Linked DNA regions of Homo sapiens: region 2 is linked to region 1. The links are chromatin loops, found by intact Hi-C in ENCODE. Cell type or tissue: natural killer cell. All regions are shown on one strand. Region 1 overlaps NCOA1 (nuclear receptor coactivator 1). Region 2 overlaps NCOA1 (nuclear receptor coactivator 1).

Region 1 (8,000 bases):
AAGAAGCAAGCCTTTTCCTTTCTAACCTTTGTTGGGCTGTAGGCAATACTGTATTTAAGACTAAACAAAGACTGAAGACAACAAAAGTTAAATCAGAAAAACAGTAAGTGAGAACATTAAGATTTGCTAGGCAGTATGCACACGGAACATACGCTTTATAAAATTTAGTGGTGATTCGCCATTGTTATCATATTTAAACAAATTTCCAAATGGCTATGAGAGAATTCAGGTAAGTTATTCCTCAGTTAACAGAGGGCCAATTAATCCAGTTTGTGAATATTAAGACCTGTTTTATTACGTTTTACAGAATCTTACAGTCACACAAAATAATACAAGATATATATAGAATATATATATATAAATTAAGAATTAATGAGATAAAAACCTGCCAACCCACCACTCAACTTCAGAACTTGACGTTACCAATATTGCTCCATCACATGTGCACTCCTCCCTTGTCACCACCCCCATCTTTAAATTCTCCTGTGAATGGGCATCTAGACTGTTATCGGTTTTTTGCCATTACAATCAGCACTGCTATGAACATCTTTCACGTGTTGCATGGTACATGCATGTGAGAACTTCTCTAGTGTATATATGTAGGAACAGAATTGTTAGATTGTAGGTTATGTGAATGTTCAACTTTATAATATTAATTTTAAACTGTCTTCCTGAAACTTGTACCACTCTATGCTTCCACCAGCAATGTGTAAGAGTTAGTGCTAATCTAACATCCTTTCATCACTTGTGTTGTCAGGCTTCTTTATGTTTTCAAATTAGTAGGTGAAAAATGCTATCTCATTGTGGTCTAAATTTTTATTTCCCAATTATTAGAGTTCACCACTAATGTTTCCTCTTCTATGAATGCCTGATTAAATATTTTCCCCATCTTCCCCTTCTTCATACAATCAACTCAAATCTATCATCCAGTTTGTGCCTCCTCATTGAACTAATCCCCTCTTTATATATCTCATTTTGTTTAGAAATAAAATATTCATTAGACCTTTTTAACTTCGGGTCTTGAATCTGATGTACCCAGTCCTACTTGATCAGGTTATCACCTAAGTCTTGGCATAAATGTAAATAGTAGAAAGAAAATAAACTGAAACTCAAGGAAATTTTGTCATTTAAGAACAGTTTGGGGAAAGCCTGGTGAACACTGTAACTGAAACTATAAAAGATTTTAGATTTTTAAGAATTTTAATTGTTCAACCCTTGTTTCTTATGTCAGAGATAAAAAGTTGGTTATAGCAGGGATTCCACTGCTACATAATCTTCCTATACAATAATGCTCCTCACAGGCAGTGACTAAGGGAGGCATATGCATGTGTGTGTTCATGTCAGGGTTGGCCCCACCAGAGAGCATGAGAGTTTAGAGTTTGGGGACTGGCAGGAGAGAAAGTGATTAAGTTATCAGCAATGGTACCAGATGGGTAATATAATGACTATCTTAGTGAAGAATCATGAACAGCTTGATTTAGAATACTCTGCCTACTACAGGAAAGTTTAACCAACCAACTAAACAACAATAAAAAGCCCCACTGTTCAACATTTCCTAGTAAAATACTTTTTTCTTTTTTTAAGAGATATGGATCATCCCATGAAGAGTTAAAAAGTACTACAAAAACTTAAGAAATTAAATGTTTAACATTTATTATACTTATTCTTTTTAGCTAAGTCAATTCTATGATTTATATAATGTTAGTTTTACATTTTAAGCATATTTTATATTTCCTTGGTATCTTTGTACAATAACTGTGTACAGTATAGTGATGCCCTTTTAATAGTGCTTTAGTGAAAAGTAATGTAATACAAGAAAGGGCTCCACATTAGGGCCTAAAGGTGTCCATTCTCGGCAAAGGGCTGTATGGTTTTGATCAAATCACCATCCCCTCATTTGTAAATCTAGGTTGGATTCTGTGATATTGGAGGTTCCCTCTCTCTCTATATATATATAGTTATTTTATGGCCCAGAGGCTAATTTTTTATTTTACATGATTATGGTTATTTTTATATATTTATACATATTACCAGGTATATCTAAAATTTTAACAGCTGGGTTCTTAGAAACAAAACTACCAGGGATAACACTGTTCTTATGGGAAAATACAGTCCTCAAAGCAATCCAATTTAGAATTCAATTTATACAAATGCAATATGAGGAAAAGCTGAAACATATTGTTCCTAAATTAGCCTCATAACTTTTAGGCCTCCCCCATCTCTGACATTTTTTCTGTGACCTGACAATAACCTTTTTCAACATGTTTTCATTCTGCTATCTCACAAAGCCCTTATTTGGTTTCTTTTTATGTTAACTGGTTACTGACAGAAAAGACCAATTTTCTTTTTCAATGGACTCTATTTTTCCTTCATGCAAAATACTTTCAATTTTCAATAATTAAAAAAAAATTTTAAAAAAATTTAAATAAATTTTTGTTTTTGGACAAACCTACATATCCATAGTACGTTTATTAAATTTTTCCAGTGTTGTTCATGGTAGAGACTGGAAAGGAACATAATACATGGTAGACTCAAAAACAGAATGAAGAAGGCTATGATAATTGATAATTACTATCCTTAGATGCCATCTCTCCATGCTCAGAGACATTCTCTTTACCATTTTCTATTATCTGTGCTAATTTATCCATACTAGTTCTTTAGTAAGAGCAGTTGGAAGTTTATCTCTAAAAACACAAGCACAAAGTATACAACATTAGAATATTAGATTATTGGCACTAAAAAATTAATACATAATGAAATAGGATCTTATAAAAAGGTGGTAAAAGTCAAAATGTACACTAAAACTAAACTTTCACAAAGCATAAAATTCAGAAGAAATTATTTTTAAAATCTTAGTCTGCTAGAAAATATACCTTTAATATTTATCTCTATTTTAAAATTAGAGAGGTAAGTGATATATATGTAACTCTGGTTGTCGTAAAAGCATGAACATACAACATGTTAGTGTAAAGATAAAATCAAATAATATAAGAAAAATACTTCATCAACTATAAAGAACAGTAACAACTTGTTCTTGCTGAAAATAAAATCTGAAGTAGGCCTTTAAGAAGAATGCCTTATTTATAGGCAGTCTGTTACTCAGTTTGAGGCTCTCCTGCCCTCCTTCTAGTACTTCTAACTTACCTCTCTGTCTTGCTTATCTTTAGACTTCTGCAGCTCTGGTTCCTCAATTAGGAGTACTCGTTCTGCATCAAGACCCTTTCTTGCTGCCCCCCTTCCAAGACCCATACTTTAAGTAGTGGGCACCACTTCATCCTTTGGGGCTCAGTATCAGCTCCTCAGACAGGCCTTTGCTGACCAACTAATTTCATATATCCTCCCTTATACCATCTCATAACTTCCATCATCAAAAATAACACAATTTGTCACTGAATCATTTTTGTTCAACCATATACATCTTGAGGAATCACCTAATGACAGGCACTTCTAGGGACTCAATCGGTATGTGCTAAATAAATTTAAAGAAAAAGAATTAAAAAAAAAAATAGCCAGATACGTTTAAGCATAATAGTAAAACTACCATATTCATATCTATTTAAATAAATGTATGTATATCTACATATTTACATATCTATATCTTCTCAATTTCTTTAAACATTTTATTCCATGATTTGAAAAATAATTTGTAATCAAACAAATATAGGTATATAAAGTTATAAAAAGTGTTCCCCAGCACCCTGACCATGATAATGATCATAGTATCTAAATTGTATAATCTCAAGAGCACCATTTAAAATGTTTTCTGTATAAGACTAGGGAGCAAAGCCTAAATCTCATAGAACAGAAAGACATTCTGGATATAATTAGTTTTAAGGGCAGAGTCACATTATTAATACCTATGGAACATTCTGAACTTTACAATTAGTACCTGTAGTATCTTGCTTGGTCATAAAGGATTCTACACCCGTAATAGCTGGAGGCCGAGGTAATCGCCGTGCAATACAAATCAGACATGACTGGAAATCTGCCCAAAACAAGACGGGGAAATTGAAGGATAGAGAGTAGAAAATGGTTTATATCTATCACTCGCCATTAATGGTTTTCATAAAAACAATACATGTTGGCCAGACGTGGTGGCTCACGCCTGTAATCCCAGCACTTTGGGAGGCCGAGGTGGGTGGATCACAAGATCGAGACCATGCTGGCTAACACGGTGAAACCCTGTATCTACTAAAAAACACAAAAAAATTAGCCGGGCATGGTGGCGGGCGCCTGCAGTCCCCGCTACTCGGGAGGCTGAGGCAGGAGAATGGCGTGAACCCGGGAGGTGGAGCTTGCAGTGAGCCGAGATCACGCCACTGCAGTCCAGCCTGGGCCACAGAGCGAGACTCCGTCTCAAAAAAACAAAAACAAAAACGTGTTACAGCACCTGACATAATATTGCATAATACTGAAATCATTCTTATCTAATAGTGTATTAGAAATAAAATTGCTGGCAACCAAAAACTGACAGCTCCAGGTAGAGAGTTAGTTGGCATAAACCATTCCTTCCTATTGAATGCTCTTATATATACCAGAGGAGAGAGATGCATCTCATGTACTGGATGATAACAACTACAAGTAGTAGTTTTGGTTAGATATAAGTGGCACAGTGTTTTTTAAAATACAGTTTTGTAGTCAATTTCTTATATTCACCAGTACTTAATGGCTAAAAAGATTATTCTTATAACCACAGTGTAGATAATTATATGAGAAAAACAACCTTTAACTCTGAAGCACTATTTTGCTCTTGACAGATGACTTCATGTTTTTAGGATATACAATTTTTTCAAAGTCCCATTCCCAAGTTTTGTTTTGAGGATGTTAAACACAATATCACACAGCTAAAAATGAACTTTAATCAAGTAAGATTTGGCATGTGTATTTTGTAAAAAGTCTCCAGTTGATTGTTACCTCCGTTTCCTGGTGAGACCTGCTACATACATGGCTTTCTTGCATCTGACTGACTTCTTGTCTACTACCTTCCCTTGTCCTTACTCCAGTTCCCAATTTGTGATTTTCTAAACTTAGCCCAGTCTAAGTTTACATGGAAAACTCATCCACTGTCACATATTTAACTAATTCCATGTTGACACCATGTTCATATTAGAGCTTCAGCATGTTTCCATCTGTTCTTAAGTTTTCTCCTTATAAATTACCTTGTATAGCCTGAAAAATGCCAACTCTATTCTCCAATGTTCCCTACACTCTAAACTTGAAACTTTCTAAAAATCAGAGCTGTTCAACAGTCTGCTGCATCTGGTACATTTCCAACTGGCAGCAGTTAGTTACATCTCTTATTTCTAGACAGCAAGTTGGTTTGAATTATTTGACATTTTAGTGGGAATGCCAGCTTAAAACTGAGAATCTGGGGGGCATATTAAAGGAATGATTCTAGATGTTAGTAATTATTGTTTTTTAAGTATTAAGAATATATAGCAAATGGAATAGCCACTATGATACATATTATAGTAACCAAAAATACTATCTGAAAAAGGCAGTTTATAATTAATTTCCTCTCTTTTCCTTAAAGTCACAGAAGAAATAAACACTTTAAAAAGACCGTTTGGCTTTACCTTCTCCATCCTCTTGAATTGATTTTGGCTGTGACACAGTGAAACACTGCATTACTTCATAACGCTGGCAAGCTTCTTGGTTCTCGGTCCCTGGCTCATCTGGAGGGTGAATTAGCATCCTGCAGTTAAAGGTATGGCTATTTCGTCGTGTTGCCTCTTGAGGCCAAGGAACTCCATTTACTGAGGAAGAAAAATTGATTATGTGCTTGCGAATATGGTGAAAAAGCACAAACTCTGAAGATACAAAAGATGTACTTTAAGCCATCTGCTTAATTAGATACTCAGATTAAAAGACAGACTGACCTCTTCAGATCTAACATTATCCTGAGGCAATAGAATACTTATCTCCCTAGCAAATCTAAATGTCTACCAATTAGAAAACTGTAACATTTCCAAGAAAATACGTATGATCTTCCCCTCAAATACTATAATCAAAGGCAAAAATTAAAAATTAAAACTTACTAGCCATTTTGCTCAGAATTTTACAGCAGTTAATGAGTTTTTCAGTTGGTTTCCAGTTATACTTTGACAATGAAAAAATGATTCAAAACCACAGGTACATTGGTAAGTGGGGTTTTAACTTGGCAATCACGGATTCTTAAGGTTGGCTTTTGTGTGGATGTGCACCTTTCTGGGGAAGAAGATTTCAATTTTCTCAGAGTCTGTCACTCAAAAAAAGTATTAAGAATATAGCGCAATCTCAATTTCTCATAACCATTTTTTCCTTTTGCTTTATTTTACTTAACTAGCACAGTTCATATGCTACAATACCTTGGATATAGTGGATAATCAATATTATTATGTAAAAAAAGACTGCTAAAAAATAAATGTTACCTGATCCAGTATAGGAAAAATGAATTCAGTTGTTGAAAAGGTATCTATTTCAAGTAAAAACCACGTGTGGTAGCTCATAATTTCCCAGTCACAGTGTCATGTTTAAATCACGTGGTCATGAGATGATCAGAGGGTTTTTAACACTGCCTTTTTTTTTTTTTTTTTTTTTTTTTTTGAGATGGAATCTCACTTTGTCACCCATGCTGGAGTGCAATGGTGTGATCTCGGCTCACCACAACCTGCGCCTCCTGGATTAAAGTGATTCTCCTGCCTCAGTCTCCTGAGTAGCTGGGATTATAGGTGTGTGCCACCACGCTGGGCTAATTTTTTATTTTTAGTACAGACAGGGTTTCACCATGTTGGCCAGGCTGGTCTCGTACTCCTGACCTCATGATCCACCCATCTCGGCCTCCCAAAATGCTGAGATTACAGGTGTGAGCCACCACGCCTGGCCAAGGCTGCTTTTTTACTGTTCCCAAACGTTTTCCTACCTTAAACTCTCCAATGACCCTCCTTCCTTTTTTCCATCTCATCCTTTATTAAGTGTTAGAGGAAATCATGGAAACAAACCTATACTGGAGTAAGAAGTCCTGGGTTCTGCTATTAGCAAGTTCTAAGGTTTGGGTTAATCTTTGATGCTCATTGTCTCATTTTTTAAAATAAAAGAATCTACTACCTTATCTCTAAAGTCATTTATACTTTAAAATTTCAAAATAAAATACATAAGATACCTTGATACTTGATTCAAATATCAGTAGTGATTTTAATAGAAAGAATCATTTCAAGTCCCCAGTTACAACAAACATATATGACTATTTTCAAAAGGAAATGAAGTTTCTATTCTGTTGGGGGAACAATGTGGAAAATGAAGAGCTATGAATAACATTTTTATATGCATGTCTGGTTTAGTTATATAGGATTTCTGTCCAAGGTCCTCCCCTCCACTTTTGGAGCATATATAGGCTAAAGAGTGGAAGGAAAGGGAGGAAAAAAAGAAAAATGAATGTAAAAATTAGCATATCCATTCATTTTTAGAGCTCTCTTCTCATGTACTGAATAAATGGATTAAGTTGTCTAATTATTAGGAAAACTCTCCAACTAAAGTAAATAGACCCTATGATAAAAAAATGGATTTGTGCCACGCGTGGCGGCTCACGCCTGTAATCCCAGCACTTTGGGAGGCTGAGGCGGGCAGATCATGAGGTCAGAGATCGAGACCATCCTGGCTAACACAGTGAAACCCTGTCTCTACTAAAATTACAGAAAATTAGCCAGGTGTGGTGGCGGGCACCTACCAAGTAGTTGTCCCAGCTACTTGGGAGCCTGGGAGGCGGAGCTTGCAGTGAGCCAAGATTGCACCACTGCACTCCAGCCTGGGTGACAGAGTGAGACTCCATCTCAAAAAAAAAAAGGATTCGTTAACACTACTCAAAGAAATCAGAGATGACACAAACACATAGAAAAACATCCCATGCTCATGAATAGGAGGAATAAATATCATTAAAATGGCCATACTGCCCAAAGCAATTTACAGATTCAATGCTATTCCTATCAAACTACCAATGACATTTTTCACAGAACTGGAAGAAA
Region 2 (8,000 bases), 50 kb before region 1:
TCCCTTAGAAGATGACTTTTTTGTGGTTTGTTTTGTTGTTGTTGTTGTTGTTGCTGTTGTTTTTAGTGTTGGTCTTTTAAATTTATTATTTTAAAAAAGACAATTTTTTAGAGAAGCTTTAGGTTCAAAGCAAAACTAAGTGGATGGTACTGAGATTTCCTAACTTTAGACTTTACAGTTTTTTCTTTCACTAGATAGGGTTTATTTTTGGTAAAATTATGTAAATGAAGCTACATACCCCTCCTCCATTCACTCACATGTATAACTGTCCTCATTATCAACTACCCCAGAGTCTATAGGTTACATTACGGTTCACTCTTGGTATTGTACAATCTATGGATTTGGACAAATGTATAATGATATGTACCCACCATTATAGTATCATAGAGAGTGGTTTCATTTCTCTAAAAATCGTCTGTGAAATGACCCAGTTTTAGCAGAAAGAACTAGCCTGTGGGTAATGAATTAGAGGAATACTTAGAGTTCTGGTCCCAGTTCTGCTACACACTGGACCTTGGATAACTTGCATCAATCAGATAATCTAGTTCTTCTAGATGAAAAATTTTACAGTTCTATCTTTGCCTAGACTATGTTTGTTTTTGTTTTTTTAGACAGAGGCTTGCTCTATTGCCCAGACTAGAGTGCAGTAGCGTGATCTTGGCTCGCTGCAACCTCCGCCTCCTGGGTTCAAGCAATTCTCCTGCCTCAGCCTCCCGAGTAGCTGGACTACAGGCGCCCACCACCACACCCAGCTGATTTTTGTATTTTTAGTAGAGATGGAGTTTCGCCATGTCGGCCAGGCTGGTCTCAAACTCCTGACCTCAGGTAATCCACCTGCCTAGGCCTCCCAAAGTGCTGGCATTACAGGCGTGAGCCACCGTGCCCAGCTGGGCTAGACTATGTTAAGTTTCCCTGCTAGACCAACCATAACTAGCATTGCAGACATGTGACAGTGGCAACTAGAATTAGAATTCATACTTTCATTCATTTATTTCTTCAAAGATTCATTAAGCATCTATTCACTGTGAGACCACTGTGCTAAGCACTGGAGAAACAATGGTTAAAAAGGTCACACTCTGCTCACGTAAGGAACTTGCTATTTAAAAAGAAAGGCAGCTAGGTTAACAAGTGGTTTTAAGACAGGGTGTTGACTACTTTATGATTGGGAGTGTCCAGGAAGACTCTGCAGAGGAGATATATCTGAGAGGAGGGAAGAATAGGAATGAGAAGTAAAGGAAGAATACTTTAGATAGAGTATAGACAATGTTCAAAGCCCCTGGAAGTAAAAGAGAACAAGGTCTGTGCTGTTTCTCGGAACTCAGAGTTTACTGTAGCTGGAACACAGAACTATAAAAGGGAACATGGAGTTGATGAGTCTAGGTTTGTACAAGTTAAGTTTGGGGTGTTGGTGGAAAATGCAAGTATATGTTTCCAGTAGGCAGCTGTACATATGAGCTGAGAGATACTGTTTAGAGATAGAGAATAAAGTCACTAGCATGTAAAGGTCCCTGAAACCCCAAAAGGAGAAGAGATCACTGAGGAGGAATAGGTGGAAGAGGATTTTATTGTAGTTCACAGAAAAGAAGTCTCTAAATGGGCTTGAAGGAACCCATGAAGTGGGCAGATACACTAAAGAAACCAATTTCTCATATTTACTTTGAATACTGCCTTAATAGAAAACAATTTCTGGCCAGGCACGGTGGCTCACGCCTGTAATCCCAGCACTTTGGGAGGCCGAGGTGGGTGGATCACGAGGTCAGGAGATTGAGACCATCCTGGCTAACATGGTGAAACTCCATCTCTACTAAAAATACAAAAAAATTAGCCGGGCGTGGTAGTGGGCGCCTGTAGTCCCAGCTACTCGGGAGGCTGAGGCAGGAGAATGGCGTGAACCCGGGAGGTGGAGGTTGCAGTGAGCCGAGATCACGCCACTGCACTCCAGCCTGGGCGACAGAGCGAGACTCTGTCTCAAAGAAAAAAAAAAAAAAAAAAGAAAAAAGAAAACAATTTCTAAAGTCTGATTCTGTTCTTTTACACTCATTATCATAGCATGGTAGTCTAGAAAAGTTTCTTGTTTTCAGAAATACCAGAAAACTTACTCTGCCATTACTATGACTTTCATGTTCCTTCATTTACTTTGGGCCTACATTAAGTGGAAAGAGGCTAAGGCAAAGGATATAAAGCAAAGCTAATGCAGTTATCCGTTGGTTTTACTGTCATCACTTAACACAGAAATCAGCAAGCTTCTTCTGCAAAGGGCCAGATAATACATGTTTTCAGTTTTGTAGGCCATAAAGTTTCTTTAACTACTCAACTCTTCTATATGAAACCAGCCATAGATAATACATAAAGCAGTAAGTATGGCTGTGTTCCATTAAAACTTTATTTACCAAAACAACTGGGCTGGATTATGGACCTTAATTTGTCAAACCTGGAAACATGTTGGAACACATATATTTTGGTACTTTTGTATGGCCGATTTCTTAGGAATAGAAGCATAAAACCAACAAAGGCCAAAGAGCCTTTTTATCTGGATTTCCTTAAGCCACAATAAACTGTTTTTGTTTTGAAAAGGCTGGAACTTTTCCAGAACTTCATTTTGTGCCAACACAAAACCTGGTCCTCTACCAGACTGCTGATCAATTTGGAGCAAGTTTATAATTAAGAGTGGTGACAGAAATTAAAAACATTGCATCTTTAAACATTCTTACTCTGTCCAGAAAAGTTAAACATTTTTCCAGTATTATTTTGAAGCAGTCCATGGAAGAACTGACAGCCCTGCCATTTCATTTCAGTTTGCAACTGGATGAAACCACTGTTCTCTTCAATGCACTCAGCATTTGGGTTTTGTTTGTAGTATGAATGCTGACTTTATAAAAAGCAAATTCTTATTTTGTGAAAATATTTTTGTCAATCAGAAGTTGGTCTGGAAGAAAAACCCAGGCACCAGATACTCATGATAGGTGGCAACACATCTTTCCCATTATGGTACGGGGAAAGAGGAAGCTCCACCCACTCCATTATTTCAGCTCACTTTGTTCTATGCTGACACAACTCAGATCAAAAGGCTAGACCCAGAACTGTGAAAGAAACTTGTCAATTTCATGAGAACCGGGGCACTGAAGGACCGCCTTTCCAGGTGGCTTTGTCAAGGAATGAAAGCAGAATATAAAGTTCTCCTTTCTTGACTTTCCAGAGGAAACTTAAAAGTACATGCCTGAAAATGGACAGAAATACTATTTCTATTTTTTAATAGAAAAAATCCTTAGAATAATTTCATGAGGAATTTATTAATGTTTGGCTTACTTCTAGTTAGCTTTTTCCCCTAATGCATGAGATAAATCTTTTGATTTAGGGCTCTGCAATTAATATTATGAATGCTGCTAAAAACCCATTTGCTGTTTTAGTCAGGTTGTCATTTTGGAGGAGGAATGGGGATGCAGATGACTACACAAGTCTTCTAATGTTGGAGGAAGTACTTCCACAGGCTAAAGTGAAAAAGCTTTGTCAAATTCTCTGCATACAGAAATTGTAAGACACATGGAAATAAAACTCTTTTGAAGGCCATACTCTTGTTCAGGCAACCATATAATTAAAATATGGATTTATAATCCTTTTCTCGCCCACACAGATAGTGTCACTGATATAAACCAGCCAAAGATGACTTCATTGTCTTGAGGACAAAGAAACTGATGTGGCATAATTTTGATTAAAATCTCTTTAGAGTTCTGGTGCTCTCTGGCACAAGTCTTTAGATACTTAATTTGATAGTCAAAGGATTTTAGTATTTGCTACCATCAGAATGGAAACTCTAAATTGATTTGGCTGTCAAAACTGATAAGCATACTGCCATGTCAAAAATCTCTGTATAACTTTGACATTTTATTCAAGTCAAACAGCAGCTTTCTCATTGAAATTCATTTTTAAGCAGCCTTAAAATTTACCTCTTTTCTTTCATTTATATAATCAAGGGATTTATTTCAATTATTTTTCAGGAATTGACAATTAATTTTGCATAAAAGTTTGATTAAACAGAGTAGACTAATCAGATGTTCATCACTGCCACTACCTATCAGAACCTGAAAGTGACAGAAAAGAAATAAGAAAAGATATTATCACCCAGGACAAAGAGAATGGAAGACAGTGCCAAAGAAAGACTAAAAAAGAAAAAAGCTTTTGGAAGCCAGAAAGTTGACTGACATTGGAGAGGAAGCTGCAACAGCAGCAGCTGAGAGTGATGACACCAATGAGTAGTCTGAGATACTCTGTGGAGATAAATTATTCTTATGCAAACTGGCAAAAACAAAATCTCCCACACAATGAAAAAACTACATGCGAATTTTGAATTAATGTACTAAAATCCATTGTGTGGGGAAGACTTTCATTGAATTCTCATAGAGATCAATGAGAAAAATTAAAAAATAAGAGAATGGGCCGGGTATGGTGGCTCACCTGAGGTCAGGAGTTCAAGACCAGTGTGAGCAACATGGTGAAACCCTGTCTCTACAAAAAAAAAAAAACAAAAATTAGCTGGGCACGGTGGCACATGCCTGTAATCCTAGCTACTCGGGAGGCTGAGGCAGGAGAATCGCTTAAGCCCAGGAGGTGGAGGATGCAGTGAGCTGAGATTGCACCATTGCACTCCCAGCCTGGACAACAGAGCGAGACTGCATCTAACAAAAAAGAAAAAAAAAAGGGGGAACGTACTTTGCATACAAAATGCTCAAAAGGTCCTTACAGATCCTCTAATTCAATCATCTCAGCTAAAAAAGGGAGATAAGCCTCAAACCAGTCAACCATTTAGTGTCAAAAGCTGAGTCTGAATCCTGGGTCTCCAGACTCCCACGTCAGTGTCTTTCCTCTTCCACACACTATTTTAATGTCCAAGCACAGACATAAAGATGGAGAGAGACCTAAGCCTGTATGGATTACTTAGAACAACATAAAGTTGTGACCTTCCTACCTGCTCCTGGATACTGGAAGACATTCTGCTGCATCTGAGGATTGATTCCAGTGCCAAACTGTCCTCCTATGTTTCCTGTCATGCCTCTGCTCACCATGCTGTTGCGGTTGGCCAAGGATGCTTCAGGATTTGCTGCTAGTTGTGAAAACGGGCTGGTAGAAGCAGGTGGGGTTCCTGGATTTGTACCATAGTTTGGTGGATAGGGGAATTGCTGTGGAGCACCCTGAGGAAGACGGGGGTTCCCCATTTGAACTGGTAGTCCAGATGAGGGAGGGAGGTTGTTCCCAAAGCTTTGCTGCCTCATAAGCATGGCTCTTTGCTGCTGTATTAGCTGCCTCTGTCGGTGCTGTTGACTGTACAGTTCCCGCTGACGTTGTGCCAACATTTGAGCATTCAGGGGTGGCTGAAAAGCAGGAAAAAACTCACTTACTAAAATTATTATAATCACTATCTATCCTGGAAAGTTCATTGGATTAAGGCCTACTTGCTTGGGGCAATAAAGTACATAGCAATTATCACTGTACAAGGGAAACTAAAACAGAAAAGGAACAAAAACCTCTTAAGTAACAATCACAGGAGAAAAAATGAATTAAGTATATTTTACAGATTAAAAGTAGTCAAGAAATGCTAAACAATATCTGACCATTATAAATGAGAACGCAAATTCTCAATGAAAAGTCACACAGAACTGAAAAATTCAAAGAAAGTATGTATTGATTAGTATTATAATATTGGCCATGAACATTGTTAAGAGAAACATGAAGACCATAAGGAAGTGAAAGAAAATGTGCTTGATGACTTCTGTCCTATCCTTCATTAGATCATTAGAAGACTTTTTCAATTCCAAAAAATTTACTGTGTTTCTGGTAAAGAGAAACTTAGTTTTTCCACTTTTCTCACTGAGAACATTATCCCAGTTTATTTAAATGAATAACATGTGATTATAGGTGATTTTAATTTTCATTATACTTTTCTATATTTACCAAATTATTACGATGAACATGTACTACCTTTACAATTAGAAAAAACCTACAAATACCATTAAAAAAGGAAGATTCTGAAATCTAGGATCCAATGCCTAAGAAATTATCACTTAAAAAGAAAATAAGTAGAAATAAAATAGTAAAAAGAAATAAATGGAAACAGCTATTTTGTATTATTATTGGAGTTTCAGATTATTCCAGGCATTAGTGTAAGTGGTTTCAGTTATAATATTATGGATGAGGAAAGAAGTGGTCAAATTAGCTTAAAATCATTTTTTCAATGTAACATGGCATATCAATAAAGCCTTCTTCAGAAAATGTCAATTCAGATTGAGAATCTGGTTAAAGCATACAGCTCTTGCCAACTACATATAGTCTAATCTAGAAGAAACTATGAAATAAGACTTTCTGATAGGAATTATCTTTATGTGAATCCAAAAGTGGGGTCTTGTTTCCTTACAACCTAATTACTCCTGAATTAGCTAGCACTAAGATTTATAATTTGTAAGACAGAGAAACTGAAATCTGGATCCATGAAGATGTCAATATCTGCTGCTTACCAACAACTTCAGTCAATACAGTCATGTGATGCATAAAGACATTTCAGCAATAAGACATTTTAGTAATAAGACATTTCAGTTGCACACAATGGACCAAATTCGGTGGTCCCATAAGATTATAATACTACAGTATTTTACTGTACCTCTTCCACGTTTAGGTATGTTTTGATATACAAATACCATAACAATTGTCTACAGTATTCAGTAGAGTAACATGCAGTACAGGTTTATAGCCTAGGAGCAATAGGCTATACACATAGCCAGGATGCTAAGTAGGCTATACCATGTAGGTTTGTGTAAATACACTCTATGACCTTTGCACAATTATGAAGTTGCCTAATAACACATTTTTCAGAACATATCCCTGTCTTTAAGTCATGCATGGCTGTATTTATCTCTTTAATAATACAGGTGCTGGCTTTATTTGCTCCTAATCCATCTAGTTCCATATTGTGGAGAGGAAAAGAGTATTGTTTAAATCCTCTCTAAAATTCCTTATCTCCAAGATTTTTACATCAACTTTGTTATGAAATAAAAGTAAGTAGTTGAAACAAAAAATTTTTAGGTATGTATGGGGTAAAGTAGAGAGTGAGTACTAGGTAACATTTAGAAGTCCACCTAGTTCTTTTTATGTTTAAAGTTCTAATGGCTCTGGGTTTATTAAAAAAAAAAAGGGATTTAAAAAATAAATACAAGCTAGAAAATGCTGATGTTCAAATTGAACATAGTACACAAGATAGTTAAGACAGCTTAGCAATGTGACTGGGTTTTGATCAGGTTTCGGGTACCGTTCACACAGTTTCGTATCAGAGGCTTCCTGTTACTGGTGCTATTCGCTACAGAAATAAGAGTTTTTTCTACTTAGTCATCTGGTATCCAATAACAATGACAATAATAACAATAAAACAAAACAAAGCACCATTTGCTTTAGATCAAATATCAGTAAGAGGTATCAAAAGTAGATTATTAATTCATTCTCAAAGAAAACTACACTACAAACATCATTAAAAGATCAGCTCACAGACCATTTCAAAGACACTCAAGTCAACACTTTAAGAAACACTATGTGGGTTAAAGAAGTACTAATGACGTCTGGTTTTCTCACATTACCTGAGGTGTAATTTGCTGTTGCATGCCTGATCTCATATTGATGCCAACAGGAGCAGTTGCTGCAAACTGGTTTAAGATAGCTTGCCGATTTTGGTGTATCAACTAGAGAAAAATGGAAACAATAAGATATATTTCTACACACAAGCATAACACGGGCCTTATAAAGTAACACAAACTTTCTATTGATTACTAAAAAGTTTTAGTGTTGCAGGTTTGGTTAGATTATTTCCTATGTTTATTTTCCAAAAGGCTAGTAGTTCCCAATGTTTATAAAACACTTATTGCCTCCAAAACACTATGGCAAAGTATTTAAAAGTAGGATACAAACACACTGCACTCCAGCCTGGGTGACAGAGCGAGACTGTCTCAAAAACAAACAAACAA

Evidence for each region. Peaks named below come from ENCODE experiments on the same cell type or tissue, not always from the same donor. Only the 100,000 strongest peaks of a DNase experiment are listed, where the experiment ranks them.
Region 2: it touches region 1 in a loop (2.9-fold over the local background); 3 of 110 quality-filtered maps call a loop at or near these places.

The regions. Positions count from the first base shown.
Region 1 is chr2:24,689,237-24,697,236 of GRCh38, reverse strand. It overlaps NCOA1 (nuclear receptor coactivator 1), which reads right to left. Exons shown (of 23, transcript NM_003743.5): 9 at 5,577-5,756; 10 at 3,890-3,985. Among named protein-coding and RNA genes, the nearest start is that of PTRHD1, 100 kb to the left of the region's middle. In natural killer cell, no CTCF peak of the experiment used is centred here; no DNase peak of the experiment used is centred here.
Region 2 is chr2:24,739,150-24,747,149 of GRCh38, reverse strand. NCOA1 (nuclear receptor coactivator 1) reads right to left here. Exons shown (of 23, transcript NM_003743.5): 18 at 7,617-7,718; 19 at 4,964-5,366. Among named protein-coding and RNA genes, the nearest start is that of PTRHD1, 50 kb to the left of the region's middle. In natural killer cell, no CTCF peak of the experiment used is centred here; DNase peaks (open chromatin) are centred at 1,099, 3,039, 7,299 and 7,619; H3K27ac peaks cover 5,346 bases.